Regions from separate parts of the Homo sapiens genome. Here regions 2 and 3 are each linked to region 1. A link is a loop called in an ENCODE intact Hi-C map of the cell type or tissue named here. Cell type or tissue: mammary epithelial cell. All regions are shown on one strand.

What was found. Peaks named below come from ENCODE experiments on the same cell type or tissue, not always from the same donor. Only the 100,000 strongest peaks of a DNase experiment are listed, where the experiment ranks them.
Region 2: a loop joins it to region 1, with 8 times the contacts of the local background. A loop is called at or near these places in 3 of 110 quality-filtered maps.
Region 3: a loop joins it to region 1, with 9 times the contacts of the local background. A loop is called at or near these places in 3 of 110 quality-filtered maps.

The regions. Positions count from the first base shown.
Region 1 is chr1:9,097,737-9,105,736 of GRCh38, reverse strand. It overlaps GPR157 (G protein-coupled receptor 157), which reads left to right. Exons shown (of 4, transcript NM_024980.5): 3 at 57-251; 4 at 1,103-5,432. The coding sequence ends at 1,318. Among named protein-coding and RNA genes, the nearest start is that of GPR157, 27 kb to the left of the region's middle. RefSeq lists an enhancer at 662-1,638. In mammary epithelial cell, a CTCF peak has its summit at 3,983 (motif pointing right); no DNase peak of the experiment used is centred here.
Region 2 is chr1:8,983,701-8,991,700 of GRCh38, reverse strand. No RefSeq gene overlaps it. Among named protein-coding and RNA genes, the nearest start is that of SLC2A7, 39 kb to the left of the region's middle. RefSeq lists enhancers at 2,744-3,244, 5,050-5,551. In mammary epithelial cell, a CTCF peak has its summit at 3,473 (motif pointing right); DNase peaks (open chromatin) are centred at 5,330 and 7,810; H3K27ac peaks cover 730 bases.
Region 3 is chr1:8,855,611-8,863,610 of GRCh38, reverse strand. ENO1 (enolase 1) reads left to right here. Exons shown (of 12, transcript NM_001428.5): 10 at 268-376; 11 at 666-724; 12 at 2,182-2,611. The coding sequence ends at 2,251. Among named protein-coding and RNA genes, the nearest start is that of MIR6728, 7.0 kb to the left of the region's middle. RefSeq lists an enhancer at 787-1,081. In mammary epithelial cell, CTCF peaks have their summits at 974 (motif pointing left) and 4,014 (motif pointing left); a DNase peak (open chromatin) is centred at 5,250.

The DNA of each region.
Region 1 (8,000 bases):
GGACGTGGCGGGAGGGTGCCTATCCACTCAAGTCTGCCCTCGCTGTCCCCACACAGCACACGGCACTCTCTGAGTACCGGCCCATCCTCTCCCAGGAGCACCGCCTGCTGCGCCACTCCTCCATGGCGGACAAGAAGCTGGTGCTCATCCCGCTCATCTTCATCGGCCTCAGGGTCTGGAGCACCGTGCGGTTCGTGCTGACCCTCTGTGGCTCCCCGGCCGTGCAGACGCCGGTGCTGGTGGTTCTGCATGTAGGTCTGCCCTCCCTGGCCCTTGTCGTCCCTGCCCCCAGAGGAGGCACAGCCTGATTCCTTCCCGCAGCACAGTGGCTGCACCCCAGTGTCGGCCAAGGCACAGCTGCAGGGAGGAGCTCGGCCCCACTGTGCTGTGCCTTCCTCTCTGCCTGAGACAGGACCTTGAAGAGAGAAGGCAGAGTGGGATCAGTGTGGTCCGGGGTGGTGAGGTGCTCACCAGTGACCTAGGAGTAGCCCTAGGAGAGTTGACTGATCTTGGGTCCTTCCCAGCCAAGAAGACCTGGAGCCCTGCTGAAGGCCCATTGCCAAGGTCATCCCAGATCAGCCATGGCGGGGAGGATGGGGGGAGGTTCTGGGGTACACAGCACTTCCCAGCTACCCCATGTGTGTGCATGTATGCATGTGTGTATGCATGTGTGTGTGTGTGTGTGTGTGTGTGTGTGTGTGTTTCTCAGCCATTTCTCTTTTTTGGGGGGGGGTGCGGGGACAGAGTCTGGCTTTGTCACCCAGGTTGGAGTGCAGTGGTGGGATCTCGGCTCACTGCAACTTCCGCCTCCTGGGTTCAAGCGATTCTCCTGCCTCAGCCTCCGTGTCGCTGGGACTACAGGCGCCCACCACCATGCCCAGCTAATTTTTGTATTTTCAGTAGAGACAGGGTTTCACCTTGTTGGCCAGGCTGATCTTCAACTCCTGACCTCAAGTGATCCGCCCACCTCAGCCTCCCAAAGGGCTGGGATTACAGGTGTGAGCCACCGCACCCAGCCTAGCCGTTTCTCTTAATTGCAACAGCGCGTGTGTTTCTGAGACCAACTCCAGCCCCATGCTCACAGCTCCTTTTCTCCCGACAGGGTATCGGGAACACGTTTCAGGGAGGTGCCAACTGCATCATGTTCGTCCTCTGCACCCGCGCCGTCCGAACTCGGCTCTTCTCTCTCTGTTGCTGCTGCTGCTCTTCTCAGCCTCCCACCAAGAGCCCGGCTGGCACTCCCAAGGCTCCCGCGCCTTCCAAGCCAGGAGAATCTCAGGAATCCCAAGGGACCCCAGGGGAACTTCCAAGCACCTGAGCTTTTGTCCTTTCTAGTTCTGTGCATAGGTGCTGCCTTCCTGGGGGTAGGCACTTCTGTGAGTCCCTGCTGCAGGGGCAGAAGTGCATGTCTGCTGCACCAGAAGCCCCCGCTATTGATGCTCTCGGCTCCATTGGGAGAGCAGCTGCCAACTCAGCTTCTTCTACCTCCTAGATCCTCAGGCAGCAAGTTCCACCGGTACCAGCGTCCTGGCCCACGGGTGGGCGTTCATCTGCATAAGGGTAGCAGTGAGATTCGGGAAGCCGGTGGCCCACAGCTGTGGCCACAGTGCCCCCACCCAGTGGACCTTGATGTCCTGAGGACCACACAGCACTGTTTACAATCTGAGGGACCCACATCTGTGCACCTATCCTCTGTGTGATTAAATAAGCTGTCAGGGGCCCTCAGAGATGTGTCCCCATCCACACATCATGGAGCAGATTCCCGGCTGGTCAGGGTGTTAAGATTCTCTGGAGAACCCGGCTTTCCTTGGAGACTTTGCTCAACAGAGGAACCAGTTGCCATTCACCAGGTTGAAGGTTCCCCTGAGGTTGCATGGTGACCACCAGGGGCAAGCACAGCCCGGCGCAGCTGCTCAGGGACAGCAGTCTCCCCGGGCCTCCTGGCCTCTCCCTCCATGGGCTGCTAACCCTTGCCGTAGCTTGGGTTTGAGTGTCAAGCACAGGCCAGAATCCACACTCCTGTCCCCACCTGTCAATCACTTCAGACACAGGTTCCCTCCTTCCAATTCCAAAGCTGGAACAAGGGCAGGAAGAGGCGTCTCAGGGAACCCCCGAAGACCCCACTGTCTCTCCAGCTCCTTTCTTAGAATCCTCCTCTTCTTGGGGAGACCAAAGGGGATGAGTAGGGAGGGGTTCTGGCTTATTTACTTCTTAGTTTAGTTTTTTGTAAGTAAAGTGGCCGGAGAGATGAGTAATCCAAATACGATTCCTCAGGCCGGGCACAGTGGCTCACACCTGTAACCCTAGCACTTTGGGAGGCCAAGGCAGGCAGATCACCTGAGGTCAGGAGTTCAAGACCAGCCTGGCCAACATGGTGAAACCCTGTCTCTACTAAAAATACAAAAATTAGCCAGGCATGGTGATGCACGTCTGTAATCCCAGGTCTTTGGGAGGCTGAGGCAGGAGAATCTCTTGAACCTGGGAGGCGGAGGTTGCGGTGAGCCAAGACCACACCATTGCACTCCAGCCTGGGCAACAAGAGTGAAACTCGGTCTCAAACAAACAAATACGATTTCTTCCTAAAGGTGAAGGTTTTAAGCTTCAGAGTCAGTTTTTTTTTTTTTTTTTTTTTAAAAAAGGAGCCTCATTCTGTCGCCCGGAGCTGATGTGGTGGTGCGTGCCTGTAGTCCCTACTACTCAGGAGGCTGAGACGGGAGGATCCCTTGAGCCCAGGGATTTGAGGCTTCATTGAACTGGGATGGCACCACTGCCACTCCAGCCTGGGCAACAGCAGGACCCTGTCTCAAAAAAAGAAAAAAACAAAGGATTCAAAAGGATTCAGCTGTTTTGTATTCAGCTGAGGTAAGTGGCGGCATGGAGCATGGAGCGATTATTTACATTTAAAAGAAAAGAATTGAAAGTAAGCACCTGTATCTCTATTTTTATTCTGTGGGTCTTCCACAAACGCTTTCGTCTTATTTCAGAAAACAGCTTCTGTGTTCAGTCACAGGAGCCATCGGCAAAGAATGGAAGTGGAAATGCTACCTCCAGGGTCTTGGTGAGAGAAAGTACAGCTTTACCTGATAGGTGATTTCCCTTGGAATCCATCAGAACTCGACAAAGCATGATTTTCTGAGCCTAGTAAAATGGTTCTGAATCAAAACCGAAGTCACGCTGTGCTGCCGATCCCTGTTTGACTCTCAAAACCAAAATCTGTATCAGGAAAGGAATAATCATTTAGCAGACTGAGTCCAAAATGCTCATTTTTGGTTTCCTGTGAAAATGGATTTCTTTTTGTCGCTTTCTTTTTTTTTTTTTTTTTTTTTGAGATGGAGTCTCACTCTATTGCCCAGGCTGGAGTGCAGTGGTGCAATTTTGACTCACTGCAACCACCGCCTCCCAGGTTCAAGCGATTCTCCTGCTTCCCAATCCCAAGCTGCTGGGATTACAGGCATGCGCCACCATGCTCGGCTAATTTTTTGTATTTTCAGTAGAGACGGGTTTTCACCATGTTGGCCAGGCTGGTCTCGAACTCCTGACCTCAGGTGATCCACCCACCTCAGCCTCCCAAAATGCTTCGATTGCAGGCATGAGCCACTGTGCCTGTCCAAGAAAACAGATTTCTTGATGGAAATTAGTGAGACAGACATCCCCTTAGGATTGAAAGAGAGCTCTGGGCTGCTCCAGGGAAAGCCACTTGGCAGAAATAGCCTCTGTAAGTGAATTCTGGATTCCCCTGAAGACGTTACAGCAAATCTCTGGGTATGTCTCTGGTAAAGACCCTCACTTGAGCTTCTAGAAGGGAGCGAAAATTCAGGAATTTGCTTGCTGCAAAAGAGAACATGATTAACAGGTAAAAGAGAAAAGACAATATAGGCCACAGAGGAATAGTGTTAGGATCAACCCTGCTCAGCAGGGGCCTCTGGAGCCCTCCCTGCTGTACCCAAGCCAGAGCTGAGACATGGCTCCCCAGATGGACTGGCTGTGGTCAGGAAAGGCCTGTAGAGGGAGCTGAGGGCTCAGAAAATACCTGCTCCGGGTGCCTGGGCTCAAGTTCTCATTCCATTTCTTTGATGCCACTGGCCACTGTATCTGCTTTTGTAAAAACCTCCAAAAAGTTATACATCAGGTATCTCTAGTCAGCTTCCTCCGCTGCCCACCTCTTGCCACAGATGAGTGATCACTGTGAATGGTGGTGACCAGGTGGGCAGGGCAGGGGCTTGTCTAAGTGCCTTAGCCCAGGCCCCTGGCCCATCGACCTCGAAAACAGCAATATCGCCTCCTTCTTAGATCCAGTTACCAAGTCAGTCTAGCTGGGTGGGTAGTGCTCAGACAGAAAGGCTGGATGGGAAGGAAGTCACATCCTAAAAGTCCAGGAGGGGGCCAGGCGCAGTGGCTCACGCCTGTAATCCCAGCACTTTGGGAGACCAAGGTGGGCAGATCACCTGAGGTCAGGAGTTTGAGACCAGCCTGGCCAACATGGTGAAACCCTGTTTCTACTAAATATACAAAAAAAAAAAAAATAGTTGGATGTGGTTTCGTGTGCCTGTAGTGCCAGCTACTCAGGAGGCTGAGGCAGGAGAATTGCTTGAACCCAGAAGGCAGAGGTTGCAGTGAGCCGAGACTGCACCACTGCACTCCAGCCTGGGTGACAGAGCAAGACTCCATCTCAAAAAATAAAACAAGTCCAGGAGGGGCTGTTACTTCTTTTTAGTTTATTTATTTTTGTGAGGCAGGGTTTTGCTGTCTGGAGCATCATACCCAGTCTGGAGTGCAGTGATGCAATCATGGCTCACTGCAGCCTCCACCTCCCAGGCTCAAGCGATCCTCCCACCTCAGCTCCCTGAGAAGCTGGGACCACAGGCCTGGCTAAATTTTGACTTTTTGTAGAGACAAGGTTTTGCCATGTTGCCCAGTCAGATCTCAAGCGAGGGGCTGTTACATCTGATCAGGGCAAAAGGGGCTGTGCTCCTTGGACACTTTGCACAGCCCCAGTGGGCTTCTTTCTCCTCTGTTAGTGTGGTTAATGTTCATCTGCCTGCATCCCTGAGTCACCCAAGTGTAACCTCAGCCATAACACGTACTGCAGCCGGAACGGTGTCCGCAGCTCAGCGTCCCTCTCCCATGCACTTTCTGAACTTTGGTCTTTTAACCAGGTTTACCAGCCGCTTTCTGCCTCTTTGTGCTTTTGAGGGTTTTTTGGTTTGTTTGTTCTGTTTTGTTTTTAAATAAAGATGATTATTTGGCCCAGGCTGAGGGTGCAAACAGAACTCTTCACGTGTCCACGACAAGAAAAATAGTTTTTACAAACTTCTAGTTGTGGCATCAAAAGTGTGAGTTTTTGCACCTGCAAAATTGTAATGCAAGCCCTGACTGGGTGGAAGCTGAAGTCTTGCTGTTTTAAATTAAATAAATAAATTATTTTTCTCCTATGTGTTTGGTAAAGTGATTGCCTCCTGATGTGTTGTGCAGGGTGGGGAGGGGGCGGTTGCAGGACAGGTGGCTCGCATTGGCCTGTGTTGCTGTGGTTCCAGAGCCTACCATGAGGCTGAGACCTGGAGAAGACAGCTCTGCCCTTCTCTCTTGGCAAATTAGCTAAAGAGGCAGCCGCCCTGTTGGCATAGCCAGCTTCCCCTGAGTTGACCTAATAAAGATCATGGGGGTGGAGAGATAGGGAGAGGGTTTTAGAATACAGATTCCTGGGCTTTGTCCACAAAGTTGGTGCTTACCAGGGGAATGAAAGGCACTCCTATAGCAGGACCCTAGTGTAACCGCCCAGTGGGTTCACCTTGCCTGCTGCCTAGATAGAGCCGATGAGGGTCAACAGGTCCAAGTTCCAAGCACCCATGACTTGGGGCTGAACTTGATTAAGAGAGATGCTCCAGGGCTGAGCTGCTGACCCCTTCACCCTTCATGCATGGTTGTATCACACACAGGGTGACCCGCCGCAGCTGCATCTGCAGGCCTCCTGGTGGTCAGGGACTGCTGGGACACAGGGTCTCTTCTTGGAAGGGAGCAGCCTTCCAAACGCATCTACTGGAGCTGGCTGCCTTGCTGCGTGACTTGCAGATCTGCACTGGCCATGCAGCCCCACCTCCGGTCATAGTTTTCTTGAAACTGCTCCGCCTTGGGAATTTTGCTGCCAAAAGCTCCTAAACTTTCTTCCACTGTCTGGATTTTGTGCAGTTAAAACTGCATTGAGGAGAATGGCTTGAACCCGGGAGGCAGAGATCGAAGTGAGCCGAGATCACGTCACTGCACTCCAGCCTGGGTGACAGAGCAAGTCTCAAAAAACAAACAAAACAACAACACAAACTGCATTGAATAGCCCCTAGAAGTGGCATCTTGAATTTGGTTATTAAGGTACAACATACACAAACTTAAGTAATATTAAAATAGCAGGCCTGGTCCTGCTACTTCGACGCGACCACCCTGAGGTTTGTTAACTATTCTCTCCTGCCTTTGTCTTTGCATCTCTAAACTTGATGCTATGTGCTTACCTGGGAGAAAATGGAAGCATCCCCTTGAGGCCCTCTCCTGTGACCCTCCACTCATCAACTGCCATGCGCCTTTCCCTTTCCATCTGTCTCCCCTCAGTGACCTTTTTTCACCTCTTCCCTGACCTCTTCTCCGGAGTTCTCTTCGCCTTCCTCACCCCAGCAAATGCAGCATGCATTCAGAATCCAGGCTCCGTGTTCCACACTGCTCCACACCACTCCACACCGTTCCCTCTTGCCTGACCTCCTGCTTCTGCCTATATGCAGCTCACACCCCACAGGGTCACCTCCTTCTGCTCCCATAGACTTCTAAGCGGGTCTTTGGGATGCCACAGTCTCTGCAGAAACCATACGTTCCAGGGACCACTCTACCAGGCATTTTCCCCAGAGCCTGCCAGGCTCCTGGCACAGAGTCAGGCTGTATCCAAGGGTCAGCCCAGCATGCAGCTGAGGCTTAGGCCTTGCACATAGGAAAAGCTCCAGCAGGGGAAGCTTTGGGGGCAAGGTGGACCACTTTCTGAATGAAGCATGCGTGTCTAGTAACAATTACTCACCTGTGGGAGGAGAGTCCAGAATCCAGGCTCCACGAGGAAAAGGATTTGCCAGATGTGGTGGGGTCAGGACGTTGTCACTAGCTAATAGCTGGCGTTTCCTGAGTGCTTACCCTGTGCCAGGCCAGATATGAAGTTGCCCTTCTGCGGGCAGGATCCTGGAAACTGCACGGGTCACAGGCCCATGGAGTTGGCACTGCCTGTACACAGGACAAAGCTGGTGCTTACCAGGGAAGTGAAAGGCACTCCTATTGCAGGGCCCTAGTGTAACCGCCCAGTGGGTTCACCTTGCCCGCTGCCTAGACAGAGCCGATTTATCAAGACAGGGGAATTGCAACAGAGAAAGAGCGATTCACACAGAGCCAGCTGTGTGGGAGACCAGAGTTTTATTATTATTCCAATCGGTCTCCCAGAGCATTTGGGGATCGAGTTTTTAAAGATAATTTGGTGGGTGGGGAGGGGCCAGTGAGTCGGGAGTGCTGATTGGCTGGGTCAGAGATTAAATCATAGGGAGTTGAAGCTGTCCTCTTGTGCTGAGTCAGTTCCTGGGTGAGGGCCACAAGATGAGATGGGCCAGTTTATCGATTTGGTGCCAGCTGATCCATCAAGTGCAGGGCCTGCAAAATATCTCAGGCACTGACCTTAGGTTTTACAATAGTGATGTTATGCCTAGGAGCAATTTGGGGAGGGTCAGAATCTTGAATCCTCAGCTGCATGACTGCTAAACCATACTTTCTAATCTTTTGGCTAACAAGAAGGGGATCTACCTTGAGAAAAGGGCTGCTATCTTCTTTTTTCTAAACTATAAACTAAGTTCCTCCCCAGATTAGTTCAGCCCATGCCCAGGAATGAACAAGAACAGCTTGGAGGTCAGAAGGAAGATGGAGTTGGTTAGGTCAGATCTCTTTCACCGTCTCAGTCATAATTTTGCAGTGGCAGTTTCACTAGCAGG
Region 2 (8,000 bases), 110 kb after region 1:
TGGACTGAGAACTGGGGAGGACGAAGAGCAGCCGCTGTGTCTCACAGAGATCTGGGAGAAAAGGGTGTCCCAGGTTAGGATTTGGGTGTTCTTGGCATCCTCAGCGCCATTGAAATGCCAATTTGATCAAATCTCCACATCCCAAAGGTGCTACTTCTGCTCTTTCAACCTGTCTTTAATGCTCTTAGCCTTGGGTTCTGCATTAATGTTTATGTTGGCTGGACACAGGGGCTCACGCCTGTAATCCCAGCACCTTGGGAGGCCGAAGCGAGTGGATCACTTGAGGTCAGGAGTTCAAGGCCAGCATGGCCAACATGGTGAAACCCCTTCTCTACTAAAAATACAAAAATTAGCCAGACATGGTAGCGTGCACCTGTAGTTCCAGCTACTCGGGAGGCTGAGCAGGAGAATTGGTTGAACCCAGGAGGTGGAGGTTGCAGTGAGCTGAGATCGTGCCACTGCACTCTAGCCTGGGCGACAGTTGCATTTGCATTAACCTCTCTGTTGTCTTATCTTTTTTATTTTTGCTTTGTATTGTTGTAGTAGTTGTTTTGGAGACTGGGTCTCACTCTGCCACCCAGGCTGGAGTGGAGTGGTGCAGTCATGACTCACTGCAGCCTCCAACTCCTATGCTCAAGCCATCCTCCTGCCTCAGCCTCCTGAGTAGCTGGGATTACAGGCACACACTACCATTTTTTGTAGAGACAGGGTCTCACTATGTTGCCCAGGCTGGTCTTAAACTACTGGCCTCAACAGATCCTCCTGCCTCAGCCTCCTAAAGTGCTGGGATTACAGGCATGAGCCACCACACCCAGCTTGTCTTATGTTTTAGCTATGTCTTAGTTTTTTATTCTTTGATCCCATCTGAGAATATTTGCCCTTGAATAGCAGAGTTTAATCCATTCTTATGTCTTACAATTGATGTTTGTTCTTCTGCATCTTATTGTATGCTTTGTTTCTTATATGTTCTTGCTATTTTTGAATTTTTCTTTTCTTTTGCTATATTGATTAACTTTGCTTAATTTTTATATCCATGATTTGAGGTTTTACATTCTATTTTTATTTTATTAATAGTGCCTACAGGCTGGGCATCGTGGCTTACGCCTGTCATCCCAACACTTTGGGAGGCTGAGGCAGGAGGATCAACTTGAGGTCAGGAGTTCGAGACCAGCCTGGGTAACATGGTGAAACCCTGTCTCTACAAAAAATACAAAAATTAGCTGGGCATGGTGCCTGGGCTGTGCCTGTAGTCCCGGCTACTCTGGAGGCTGAAGTGATTGAGCCTGGGAGGCGGAGGTTGCAATGAGCCAAGATCGTGCCATTGTACCCCAGCCTGGGTGACAGAGCCAAACTCTGTCTCAAAAAAAAAAGAAAAAAAAAAATTGCCTACAGAGCCCTGGAGACCCTTGCTGGTACTTAGAAATCCCCAGTATGGCTCCCTCTTCCTGTGATGGGGGGCCCACACGTTGACCATTGCACTCAGGCTCCCAGAGGTCGCAGAGCCAGTCCTGCCTCTCCCCAGGGAGCCCAGAGGTCCCAGAGCCAGCCCTTCCTCTCCCCAGGGAGCACACAGTCCCTGAGCTGGCTGACCTTGACATCCCATGTCATTGCCTACATGGAGGGACACTCCTCTGTGTCCCTCCTCCGCCCCCACCAACCTCCCGGGGACAGCTGGGCTGATTCCCCAGCAAATCCACAGCTCCCAGCAGTTCTCAGATGCAGCCACACAGCCCACTGGGCTCTGCAAACACTTAGTTTCACATGGAAGTCCCGGCCTACCCCAGATGAAACAGTGACTCAACCAACAGCCTCAGGCCTCCCTCAGTCAGCTGCCTCTAATACTCCTTTCCTCCTTATCAAATCCACCATCTGAAACCCAAAAGAAAGGCATCACAATGAAACTACTTGCTATCTGTTGTTTAATTCACACTGATTTAATTAAGTGATAATGCTTCATCAATTAACTTTCCCTGTAGTGTTTTTATTTTCAAAGAGAAGCTTATAAGCCAAAAAGGATTTTTCCTGTTTTTTGGAGACAGAGTCTTGTTCTGTCACCCAGGCTGGAGTGTAGTGGTGTGATAGCTTACTGCAACCTCAGCCTCCAAGGTGAAAGTGATTCTCCTGCCTCGGCCTCCTGAGTAGCTGGGATTATAGGCACCTGCCACCACGCCCAGCTAATTTTTGTATTTTAGTAGAGACAGGGTTTCACCATGTTGGCCAGGCTGGTCTCAAACTCCTGAGCTCAGGCGATCCACCTGCCTTGGCCTCCCAAGGATTACAGGTGTGAGCCACCGTGCCCGACCATCTGGATCTTTGCCTCTAAGACGTACACAAGCAGGCGTCTCTCAGGGCCCCTCTCAAAGAGAGGTCAATGCATGAGCAGCACCCCTGAGCCCGGTGCGTCCGGGGCCTCTGTCAGCCTCCACCCACAGGAGCTCATTATGCTGTCAGGGTAGGGTGGGAAGCTCTGACACAGAGACTGTGGGGGCATTCGCCCCATGTTTGGAAGATGCTGGGGTCCTGACACCCTCAAACTCAGCCCTGGGTCCTGCCTTGGTGGAGCTGAGACTGCTTGGAGCCACCTGGAAAATGCACCCCGCCCTCCACCTCTTGCTGACGTGTCCCATAGGCCAGCTCCAGGGGTCCAAGGGCTCGATGAGAGCACAGGAATTGGAGCTGGGTCCCAGCATCCCACTGAGAGGCTGTGTCAGGGTATACTGTCTTGTCCCAGCGTCATTGTCAGGACGTGGAGATAGCAAAGCCTGTCCCTGAGGCTCCAACAAAATCAAAGGCGTGCTGTCTTAGTTGGGAACGGTGTATTTGTGAAGAGCAGAAATGCAACCGAGGCCTGCAGGGAATTTCTGTGTAAGTCAAGGGCAGGAAGTACAGCCCGGTCCGGCGGTTGTCAGCAGGTCATCGTTCACCACCCCCGCCACGCTGACCCCCCTCGGAAGCCCAGAGGTCCTCCTCTGCTTCTCTCCAGCCCTGCATCCTTCTCCCTGGACAGCGGCTTTCCTGCGAAGGGCTTAGCACCTGCTCCCCAGCATACACTTGTGTGAGTTTTAGGGTGACCAGGTGCCAATCGTGGTCCCCTCTGCACGGCCTTGGCATTCAGATATCACTTACTGAGGCCTGAGAGGGGGCACCTGAGTGACTGCTGGCCCACCGTCCCTTCAGCTGTGGGTGGGGTGGGGGACCCCCATTATTCAGGTGTGAGGGTGCTTGGAAATTCCTTAAGCAGTGCATAGAGGAAACAGGGACCAACATCCCCATGTCCAGAGCCCCCCACATCCCACTGGAACAGTGCAGGGACACGCAATCTGCCCTTTGTCCTTGATATGCTATTAACTTACCTGGAGACCTCTATAGATCTTCTGTACCTCAGTTTACCAATATTAAAAATGGGAGGGGGTGGACTGGATGATTTCTGAGGTCTCCTGGGCACAGCCCCTGCTGTCCTCACAGACGCCACTGGAGGGCAGCACCTCCTCTGTCGGGGCTGCTGGTTCTGCTTGACCCCTCCAATCTGTTCAAGAACCTTCCTTGCTTTAGGTTTTGGGGGTTTTTTTGTTTTTGTTTACAAAATGACACCAACACAGAAGGTCTTTCAGAGAATTTCTGGCACTGGTGAGAGGAACACCCACGGCCAGCACCATGTAACAGCTAACGGGCTGTGTCTAAGGAAGGATGTTTTGTTTCTCAAAACTTGTACTGAGCAACATGAATTTACAGGAACCAATATTAGAACATCAAGATCCCAGGCCCCACTAGGGTCTTCCCAGCTTCTGCCCCTCGGGAGCAGTTGCTCAGTGACTTCCTTCCCACTGACAACGTGGTTTTGTGGCTGTTTAAAGAACACGATTCTTTCTGCTGTCCCTGGGAGAGGATGCCCCGTTGTGGCTGGGGGCCCACGCGTGCTCTCCAGCTTCTAGGAGGTTTGTAGAAAACAAAATTGGCCTCAACAATGTAGTTTATAAAGTGAATGTTAGCCCAAAAGTAATAGCACTGGAAGGCCTTTTATTTCTTCTTGGATTTTTTTTTTAGTTTTAGTTTTGTTGTTGTTGTTGTTTGTTTGTTTGTTTTTTGAGTCAGAGTCTCGCTCTGTCACCCAGGCTGGAGTACAGTGGGGCGATCTCAGCTCACTGCAGCCTCCACCTCCCGGGTTCAAGCAATTCTCCTGCCTCAGCCTCCCATGTAGCTGGGATTAGAGGCACGCGCTACCACGCCCAGCTGATTCTTGTATTTTTAGTGGAGATGGGGCTTCACCGTGTTGGCCAGTCTGGTCTCAAACTCCTGACCTAACGTTATCCGCCCACCTCAGCCTCCCAAAGTGCTGTGGTTACAGGGGTGAGCCACCATGCCCAGCTCCTTAGTTTTAGTTTTTAAACAAAATTCAGGTCCAGGCATGGTGGCTCATGCCTATAATCCCAGCACTTTGGGAGGCCGAGGTGGGAGGAATCCTTGAGCCCAGGAGTTCCAGACCAGCTTGGGCAACATAGCAAGATCCTGTCTTTACGAAAAATACAAAAATTAGCCAAGCGTGGTGTTGTGCACCTGTGGTCCCAGCTGCTCGGGAGGCTGAGGCAGGGGGATTGCTTGAGCACAGGAGGTCGGGGCGGCAGTGAGCTGTGATCACACCACTGCACCCCAGCGAGGGAGGCAGAGTGAGATCCTACCTCAAAAAAAAAAAAAAAAACAGCCCTTCGCTCACTTCCTGTTGCTCCACCTGCCCTGGCCTCCCGACCTCTCTCCGATCCTGTTTGAACCTCTGCATCTGGGAGATACCTGCTCGTCCCCCTTGACTCACCCTTTTTGCTGCCCAAGGTGGGACCCACCCCCAGCAGGCACACCTGGAGGGACTCACATGGCAGCAACAGGGACCACCTGCCTCCCGCCCAACCCTGACCTGCAGGAGGGGTGTCTGCCACAGTAGGGCCTCAGGAAACTCTTTGTTTGTTTGTCTGTGGCAGGGTCTTGCTCTGTTGCCCAGGCTGGAGTGCAGTGGTGCAATCTCAGCTCACTGCAACCTCTGCCTCCAGGGCTCAAGCGATTCTCCCACCCCAGCCTCCGGAGTAGCTGGGACCACAGGTGTGCAGCACCATGCCCAGCTAATTGTTTATTTTTTGTAGAGACAGGGTCTTGCTATGTTGCCCAGGCTGGTCTCAAACTCCTGGGCTCAAGCGGTCCTACTGCCTCGGCCTCCCAAAGTGCTGGGATTACGAGCGTGAGCCACCATGCCCAGCCCCAGGAAATTCTCATTGCATGATTCAGTCCAACCAGCAGCTTCCTGGCTCCTATTTGCCTTTCCAGAAAGCAGACTCTCCCAGGCTGAGCGCCAAGCCTGCCATTCCTCCGTGAGAACCACAGTGAGTGCCAATGAACACCCTGTAAACTGTCACTGTTGGAACAATTGTGCTTCCAGGTCTGCGAGAAGCGCAGGGAAAATGACAGCTTGCTCACTGCTCCCAAAGTGCTGGGATTGCTCAGGGCTGAAGGTGCTTCAGAAACCCACGCTTTTTGTCCTCAAAGTTTTTTTGTAGGTTCTGAAAGTAATGATTTTTCTGGATCCATTAGTCATATGGGAGTATTGCCTGGGTCCCCCTCCTTCATCGCAAAGGGAAGAGTCATAGAATGATGGAAAGATGACTGGCTTAGAGTCTGAGACCTGAGTTCAAATCCTGGCTCTGTTGCTAATGAAAGCTGGGCCCCAGTTTCTCTACCTGTACCTTGGCAATCAGAGTTCCCCGCTCATGGTGTTGCTGAGAGACTCAAGACAGGCTGAGATCCATGGGAATTTTCAGGAATGTTTATTTAAATTTATTTTTATGTTCATTATTGTAAAGACAAGGTCTTGTTATGTTGCCCAAGGTGGTCTTGAACTCCTGGGCTCAAGCAGTCCTCCTGTCATGGCCTCCTAAAGTGCTAGGATTACAGGCATGAGCCACCATGCCCAAGAACTTTCAGGATCTTTTGAAGGACAACATAAATGTGAATGACCCTGGTAAATAAAACATCCCAAGAGCTAGCTCGGTGCTGAGCCCAGTTCCGGCCTGCTTCATCCCAGACACCCCAGCCTTGCTTTCTGCATTTGCAGCTGCACTCCTGCCTCAGACCAGAATCTCCCGGTGGCCCTAGGTGGCTGCAGGGAGCACGTGGCTCCTCCAGCCCAGGAATCCAGTGGAGGAGATTTCTGGAGACCACCATGATTCCACCCAGAGGGCAGCCCTTCCCTCCTACAGGACATATTCTTTCTAGAGCCACTGTGCAGCCGCTTCCATAGGCGAGCCCTCCCTGAATAGGAGCACAGTGGGAGCAGTTGGCTGAGCTCTGGGCTCACAGCTCAGGGCACAAGGGCAAAGAAGCCATCCTCTCAAGCTCATTGTCATCCCTGGGGTAAAACAGAAGATGGCCTGGTGGCCTTTGTGAGGTGAGTAAAGAAGCACAACAAGGAGGAGGAGAGATCCATGCCCCATGTTCAGTGCAGAGAACGGCATGTGCAAAGGCCCTGTGGCCGGAACACATTTGGTGTCTCTGAGGAACGCTGCAACCAGAGCTCGGTGAGAAAAGGGAGGGCAGAGACAGATGATGCCCAGAAAGCGGCCAGGGCCAGGGAGGCAGACCACAGCTAGGGCTTCGGAATTCCTTCAAGGTGTAATGGGGGCCAAGTGTGGTGGCTCACGCCTCTAATCCCAGCACTTTGGGAGGCCGAGGCAGGTGGATCACCTGAGGTCAGGAGTTCGAGACCAGCCTGGCCAACGTGGTGAAACCCCGTCTCTACTAAAAATACAAAAATTAGCCAGGCGTGGTGGTGCATGCCTGGAATCCCAGCTACTCGGGAGGCTGACACACAAGAATTGCTTGAACCTGGGAGGTGGAAGTTGCAATGGGCCAAGATCACGCCACTGCACTCCAGCCTGGGCAACAGAGTGAGACTGTCTCAGAAAAAAAAAAAAAGAGAGATTATAGCACACTTTTTAATACTACCTATAACATTGAATAAAAGATTAATTTTTTAAAAAAGTGTCATGAGAAACACCGGAAGTTTTGAAGTAGGAAAATGATGTAATCAGATTTTTATTTTAAAGGGATAAATAGTAATAAAGGTAATAAAGAGTAATAAATACCCATGTATCACCACCCACCTTCTGCAGTAAGTCGTTAAAGACTGAGTTCTCTTCCATCCCTCCTCATAATTGATATCACCACTACACTTAATTTCATGTCTTTCTTTTCTTGCTTGCTTGCTTTCTCTCTTTCTTTCTCCTTCCTTCCTTTTCTTTCTCTTTTTTCTTTCTTTTCTTCCTTCCTTTCTTTTTCTTTCTTTCTCCTTCCTTCCTTCTCTCTCCCCCCTCCCTCCCTCTCTTTCTTTCTTTTTCTTTCTTTCTCCTTCCTTCCTTCTTTCTCTCTCTCTCTCTCCCTCCCCCTCCCTCTCTTTCTTTCTTTTTTGGAGACTGGGTCTCACTATGTAGCCCAGGCAGAAGTGTGATCTCGGCTCACTGCAGCCTCAACCTTCCAGGCTCAAGTGATTCTCCTACCTCAGTCTCCCAAGTAGCTGGGACTACAGGTGCCTGCCACCACAGCCAGCTAATTTTTGTATTTTTGGTACAGAGTCTCACCAAGTTGCCCAGGCTGGTCTTGAACTCCCGGGCTGAAGTGATCCTCCCACCTTGGCCTCCCAAAGTGCTGGGATTACAGGCGTGAGCCACTTGCCCCTGCTCGGTGTTTTTCTTATTAATTACCTTTACTATGTGTTGTGTCTCCTTGACATTATACAGTCATGTGTCAGTAAACAATAGGGATATGTGCCAAGAAACGTGTCATGAGTCATTGTGTGAACACCGTAGGGTGTACTTGCACAGACCCACATGGCATAGCCTACCCACACTAGGCTCTGTGGTGTGGCCACACTGTGGAGCAGTGTAACTGCTCCTGGGTTACAAAGCTTCACAGCATGTTACTCTACTGAAGGCTGTAAGCAGCTGTAACACAATGCTAAGTAT
Region 3 (8,000 bases), 240 kb after region 1:
TCAGAGAACACTAATCTTTCTCCCATCAAGGGAGGCTGAACCCAGTGTTTCAACTATGACAGGAGGGCTAAGAAGGTCCTGGGGGTGGAAGAGTTCAGGGGAGGGTGAGGGTTCTCCTCTGTGCTCTTGACAAAGCCCAGGCATGGAGGGCTTTAGCCATTAACAGCCCCTCCACTGCTTTCCTGCTGGCACCGAGGGGTAATGGCATTGGGGGTTATGGAACCAGAAAATGGGATCATGCCATCTGGGTTGTTCCTTGGCTTCCAGGTGCAAGCTGGCCCAGGCCAATGGTTGGGGCGTCATGGTGTCTCATCGTTCGGGGGAGACTGAAGATACCTTCATCGCTGACCTGGTTGTGGGGCTGTGCACTGGGCAGGTAAGAATGAGCGTCTCCTCCTTTCTTCTCTGACCTCAACTTCCTAGGAAGACCCAAAACCAGTGAGGCTCCATGTCTGTCCCCGTTTTGCTCATGTCCCCTGAGTCAGTGCTCTTGTTTCTGAGGCTGAACAGAATGGGGGCATGAGCGCCCTGCCTGTATGTTGTGGCCCCCACTTTCCTAGCATCAGATCCTCTAGAAATTCTCTCTCTGACACCACACCCTCTCCCTGCCAGAAATGCCTGCAAAGCTTGTCCGCTGTAAGCAAATGGCCTTTCTTTTCTCCTAGATCAAGACTGGTGCCCCTTGCCGATCTGAGCGCTTGGCCAAGTACAACCAGCTCCTCAGGTAAGGAGGGCTCCTGAGAACAAGGGGCCTGTGGTTCACTAGGTGGGGGCCTGCACTCAGTGTAGGCACTGCCCTCCCCCAGGAGCTCCTGGCTCTGGGAACATGTACAGGTGCAGGTGCACAGTGCAGACAGCCAGGCCCTGAGCAGGCTTAGGTCAGGACAGAGTTAGGCCTAGACTCCCCCTACCCACCCACTGCAGCGCCACCAGAGGCAGGAGCCTGTTCCACACAGTGCTGCCCTCTTCTGGTGAGAAAGAATGGGACCCCCTTTGACAGCTGATGCATGACTTTCTTAGAGCTTTCAGAGAGCTCCTTCATATGATCTGTTTCAGCGCATTTAACCCCTGTTTGTGGATGTGGAGCCAGGGCTGGGAGGGAGGAAGAAAAGGCCGAAGGGCACATGGCTGGGTTTCCACTTGTGAGCGCTGTGGGGCTGTTCTGGTCTCCCTTTCCTGTCTGTGTCCTTGGGAAGCCCCTGAACACCAGGAGACTTGTCCCCCCGCCCGCCACCCCGCTAAGTTCTCCCATATTACCCCTTCATTCAAACTGTATCCTGGAAATTTTCAAACATATACAAAAAAGCAGGTGAACAGTAGACGCAGGGCTTTTTTGTTGTTTTGTTTGTTTGAGACAGGGTCTTGCCATGTCACTCAGGCTGGAGTGCAGTGGGGCAGTCATAGCTCACTGCAGCCTCAAACTCCCATTCTTTTTTTGCTGGGGAATTTTATTTTTATTTTTTTGAGAGGGATCTCACTCTGTCGCCCAGGCTGGAGTGCAGTGGCTCAGTCTTGGCTCACTGCAACCTCTGCCTCCCAGATTCAAGCAATTCTCCTGTCTGAGCCTCCCGAGTAGCTGGGATTACAGGTGCCCACCACCATGCCTGGCTAATTGTTTTGTATTTTTAATAGAGACGGGGTTTCACCATATTGGTCAAGCTGACCTCGGGTGATCCTCCCACTGTGCCTGGCCCCAAAATGTGTTGGCCTTTTTTTTTTTTTTTTTTTTTAACATCAAGATCCAAACAGCTCACACATTTTGTCTTTTAATAAGGTCACTCTCCTTTTCTCCCCATGCCATTTATTTGTTGTCCCTTCAATATTTTTTAAAAAACAAAAGCATTAGAATTTTTATATTCCAAGAAATGGCAATGCTGACATTTTACTTTGCTCCTCTGCAACACTGACGGGGAGAGGAGAGGAAGAGAAGGGGCGGTGGGTGGAGGGCACCTAGCATGGTGAGTTGGGATGAGGAGAACTAAATACTTTTCTATATCTGGCTTCTCAGAGAAGCACAAGTTTAGAGGGTTTAAAGAAGGTGGACAAACTGGAGAGTTCTGTGTTCTCAACTTCCCAGGAGTGGGGCTGTGTCTTTGACCACATCTAGGATGGGAAAACTTAAAACTTGAGGTCTGACTTTTCTTTTTTCCTCCCCATCTCTTTACCTTTCTCCTTCCCAAGAATTGAAGAGGAGCTGGGCAGCAAGGCTAAGTTTGCCGGCAGGAACTTCAGAAACCCCTTGGCCAAGTAAGCTGTGGGCAGGCAAGCCCTTCGGTCACCTGTTGGCTACACAGACCCCTCCCCTCGTGTCAGCTCAGGCAGCTCGAGGCCCCCGACCAACACTTGCAGGGGTCCCTGCTAGTTAGCGCCCCACCGCCGTGGAGTTCGTACCGCTTCCTTAGAACTTCTACAGAAGCCAAGCTCCCTGGAGCCCTGTTGGCAGCTCTAGCTTTGCAGTCGTGTAATTGGCCCAAGTCATTGTTTTTCTCGCCTCACTTTCCACCAAGTGTCTAGAGTCATGTGAGCCTCGTGTCATCTCCGGGGTGGCCACAGGCTAGATCCCCGGTGGTTTTGTGCTCAAAATAAAAAGCCTCAGTGACCCATGAGAATACTCCGTGTGCCTGTGTATGTCTGGAACAATCTGGGTCTGTCCTTAGTGTTCAGGGGCCCCTGGCGAAAGGGTGTCGGCCTTTGAGAACCAAGGTTTGGTGTCGTAACAGAAAAGGATGAGGATCCATTGGGGTCATTTTCCTGGGTCCTTGGGAAGGGAACCAGAGGCAAAGGCAAGAGAAGAGACATACACGGTCCCTCCAGGATAGTGGGGTCAAAACAGAGTCTAAGCTGGAAGGCAGAGCGAGACTTTGTTTGGACACCTTGTTTGGAAGAAACTTCAAATGCAGGCCTATTTGTAGATAATCTTAAGGATGGTAGCTACTAGGTTACACAGCCATATTCAGACCAGAAGGACTTCAGGGTAAAGGTGACCATCCTGGGAAGAGATGTTCTCTTCCCAGGGTCTCTTCCTGGGGAAAGCAGGTGAAAGAAGGATTAAATGGGAGCTCTGGGCAGGAAGGCAGAAGGGCATCAAGAAGACCTCAGGACCCGATTTAAATGAATGAATTCCACTCCTCGGTTTCTCAAGCTTCAGGTTTCATGTGTCCGGTAGCTGCCATTTGTAGCTGCTGCCCACTGCATTGGATTAAGCAGATGGAAAACTTGAATGTTGCAGCAAGTACTGTTCTAGGGTAATGCTGAACACGGGGTGTGAAGAATACGTTTATTAAAAAGTGAGAGATGAAGCGAGTTGTAGTGGCTCATGCCTATAATCCCAGCACTTTGGGAGGCCAGGGCAGGCGGATCATCTGAGGTCAGAAGTTCAAGACCAGCCTGGCCAATATGGCAAAACCCCGCCTGTACTAAAAATACAAAAATGAGGCCGGGTGCGGTGGCTCATGCCTCTAATCCCAGCACTTTGGGAGGCTGAGGCTGGTGGATTACAAGGTCAGGAGTTTGAGACCAGCCTGGCCAATATGTTGAAACCCCATCTCTACTAAAAATACAAAAATTAGCCAGGCGTGGTGGCAGGCACCTGTAGTCCCAGCTACTCAGGAGGCTGAGGCAGGAGAATCACTTGAACCCAGGAGGCGGAGGTTGCAGTGAGCCAAGATTGCGCCACTGCACTCCAGCCTGGGTGACAGCGCAAGACTCCATCTCGAAAAAAAATAAAAAATTAGCTGGGCTTGGTGGCATGCGCCTGTAACCCCAGCTGCTCAGGAGGCTGAGGCATGAGAATCGTTTGAACCCAGGACGTGGAGGTTGCAGTGAGCCAAGATCACACCACTGCACTTCACCCTGGGCAAGAGTGAGACTCCGTCTCAAAAAAAATAAAGAGATGAGAAACTGTGGTTGCCATCTGCACCTTAAGAGGTCCCATATTCTATTACTTGATTTTTCTCCCTAAAAGAAGTATCTTGAGTTGCGCGTTCCAATGCACAGTCAGGGAGCTGGGGAGCCCTCTTGTGGACATTCTTGTTCATTGTTAATGTCAGGATTTAACCTGAGAAGCAGAACCAATAAGGAGAGGTAAAGTTAGCCAAGCATGTCGGCGTAGCTATGGTCCCAGCTACTCAGCAGGCTGAGGCCAGAGGATTGCTTGAGCCCCAGAGGTCAAGGCTGCCATAAGCCAAAATCGCACCACTGCACTCCAGTCTGGGTGACACAGTGAGAGCCTTTCTCAAAAGTAATAACTGGCCTCTGATTGTGGGGCCTGGATAAGCACGTCTGAAATTCACAGGGCTGCCAGTGGGAAGGGACAATGGCCAGCAGCAGGCTGGAACTCCAGGGGCTTGGGTGAAGCTGTCATTTCACAGGTGAAATTTCTGTCTTGAAACCTCGGTTTTTAAGACCACCTCACTAGCTGGGTGCAGTGGCTTGCACCTGTAATCTCAGCACTTTAGGAAGCTGAGGTGGGTGGATCACCTGAGGTCAGGAGTTTGTGACCAGCCTGGCCCAGATGGCGAAACCCAGTCTCTACTAAAAATACCAAAAAATTAGCCGGGAGTGGTGGCGTGTGCCTGTGGTCATAGCTACTCAGGAGGCTGAGACAGGAGAATTGCTTGAACCCAGGAGGTGAAGGTTGCAGTGAGCTGAGATCACGCCACTGCACTCCAGCCTGGGTGATGGAGGAAGACTCTCAAAAAACAAAAAAACACCTCGCTTATGGAGTTGGGCAGATCTAGAGTAATTAGGATAATTCCTTAACGTCTACTTATTAGTAGCTTTAATTACCGCTGCAAAATAGCTTCACAGTAATACCTAGATTAGTATTTGATTGAATAACTGGGGAATCGTCAAGTTGATATATCAAAGCCATCATGGTTCCCCCCTTGTCAGCTCTACACCCATATGCATTTCCTTAAACTATACTTAATCTCCAGATAATGACAGTAACAAAGTCATTCTCCTGCCTAACTTAATGCAATCATCCCACATAAAACCCCAGATACTAACCCTTTCCAGGTTCTCATGACCAGTGTCTGAGAACTGATCCTGGAGGGAAGTAAATCATGGAACTTGGGTCTGACAGTTACTGGCATGTTCTACATCTTGTTTGTCTCAACTCGAAGGCAGCAAGTTAGCATGAGTATTTTTCAGTTTGGTTTAATGTCAACATTTCCTGACTGTGAGGTGAACCTCATTTATCACTCTTGAGGTTAGATGGCAAACACAGGTAGATAGGATCCCTTCCAGTCCACACCACCCTGAAAGGAAGCTGCTGGGCTGGGGTTGGAGCCATTTCCATTGCAGGCTGGACTGAGCGGTTTACCACATTGACCCTGGAGACACAGAGGCCCCAAATAAGGAAAGCCAACTGTGACTAAACTTCCTGACCCAGCAGAAACAAAGCACATTCCTGACATTGACTGGCAGATGTGAGCCCAGCAGAAGTGCAGACCTCTGGGTCCTTTCCTGGGGAGCCTGTCTGAAGCAGGACAGGCAACATGAATAAGTTTCGAGAAAGCCATCCTCAGTGAAACATTTAAGATAGGTCTGGGGTTAGCCTGGGCTGAAAAAAAACTATATATATGGTTTGGTTTGGTTTTTTCTGAGACAGCATCTCACTCTGTCATCCAGGCTGGAGTGCAGTGGCATGATCTTGGCTCACTGCAACCTCCACCTCCTGGATTCAAGTGATTCCCGTGCCTCAGCCTCCAGAGTAGCTGGGATTACTGGCATGTACCACCGCTCCCAGCTAATTTTTGTAATTTTAGTAGAGACAGGGTTTCACCATGTTGGCCAGGCTGGTCTTGAACTCCCGACCTCAGGTGACCTGCCCTCCTTGGTCTCCCAAAGTGCTGGGATTACATGCGTGAGCCACTGCACCCAGCTGAAAAAAAAAAATAGTAAAAAATTAGCTGGGCATGGTGACATGGTCCCTGTAGTCCCAGCTACTCAGGAGGCTGCGGTGGAGAGATCACTTGAGCCCAGGAGTTGTGAGCTGTGATCACTGCAGCCTGAGCAGCAAACCGAGACTCTGTCTTCAAAAAAAAAGGTAAGTTGAAAGTTTAAAGCAATGATTCCGAAACTTGGCCACATTAGAATCACCTGGGAGGCTTCTGAAGCTTCTATATCAGGACTCACCCCAGGTCAATTAATTCAGAACCTCAGGGTGGAACCCAAAGCTTCAGTATTTTTTAAAGCTGACTCCAGTGTGCAGCCAGACTTGAGAACCGCTGGTGTAACAAGTAAATGGATTTCATAGGTGGTGATAACCAGGCAGGGCTGGAACGCCAAGCTTTCAAGGACACAGTGGGAGGCAGCCAGGCTTTCCCTGAAAAGCACAAAGTCCTGGTAATTTTCATTTTAGTGAATGCAGCCGAGGCAGGAAGGTGGCCTCTGAATGCCACCAACACAGTCCACGGGGCTGTGCTAGGAGCCTGCTTCTTAGCAATGTGTTCCATACTAGGGCCTGTAGATGCAGCCACACTAGCTGTCCCCTAAGCAGCAGGTTCCCAGCACCTGCTCCCCGATAGCAGCCGCAGTGCAGGCAGCAGTGTCGGAGAACACAGAGCCAGGCTGTGTGACTCTGGATTCTGGCTTTTCCCCCAACAACTGTGTGTCAGTTCCTCCATCCATAAAAGGGGGCTAATAACACAATAGTACAACCACTCAAGGGTGAGCACACATAGTACTATAAACGATCACACCAACTCGGGCTCCCACGCGGAATAAAATGATTCAGCTGGACAATCAGGTGCCGATACACTTAGGTAAGAAGAGGTGCAGGACATAGGGAAAGGGGAGGAAGGTGTTTAGGCCTGTAATCCCAGCACTTTGGGAGGCTGAGGTGGGTGGATCACTTGAGGCCAGGAATTCCAGACCAGCCTGGCCAACATGGCGAAACCCCGTCTTTACTAAAAATATAAAAATTAGATGGGCGTGGTGGTGTGCACCTGTAATCCCAGCTACTTAGGAGGCTGAGGCACGAGAATTACTCGAACCTGGGAAGTGGAGGTTGCAGTGAGCCGAGATTGTGCCACTGCACTCCAGCCCGGGCGATACAGTGAGACCCTTACTCAAAAAAAAAAATGTAAATTGATTCTAGGTCCCAACACTTCTCCTTGGGCTTCTGTGAGTTTCCCATTCCCAATTCCCTTTTCTATTTAGCTAACTTTATTGAGGTATCATTGACATTCAATAACAGATGTCCATTTGGAGCGTATGGTGTGTGTATTAGTCTGTTTTCATACTGCTATAAAGAACTGCCCAAGACTGGGTAACTTATAAAGGAAAGAAGTTTAATTGACTCACAGTTGAGCATGGCTGGGGAGGCCTCAGGAAACTTATAATCATGACAGAAGGCAAAGGGCACAGGCACCTTCTTCACATGGCGGCAGGAAGGAGAAGTGCCAAGCAAAGAGGGAAGAGCCTCTTATAAAACTGTCAGATCTCGCTGGGCGCGGTGGCTCACGCCTGTAATTCCAGCACTTTGGGAGGCCAAGGCGGGCAGATCACCTGAGATCAGGAATTCAAGACCAGCCTGACCAACATGGTGAAACCCCATCTCTACTAAAAATACAAAAAGTTAGCCAGGCGTGGTGGCACAGGCGCCTCTAATCCCAGCTACTCGGGTGGCTGAGGCAGGAGAATTGCTTTAACCAGGGAGGCGGAGGTTGCTGTGAGCCGAGATCGTGCCATTGCACTCCAGCCTGGGTGACACAGCAAGACTCCATCTCAAAAACAATAATAACAAATAAAAATAAAATTAAAACCGTCAGATCTCATGAGAACTCACTCTCACAAGAACAGCATGGGGGAAACCGGCTCCATGATTCAATTACCTCTATCTGGTCTCTCCCTTGACGTGTGGGGATTATGGGAATTATGGGGATTACAATTCAAGATGAGATTTGGGTGTGGACACAAAGCCTAACCGTATCAGTGTGACATATTTTAACAAATACACCTGGGTAACGGGAATATTTCCAGCACTTCCAAAA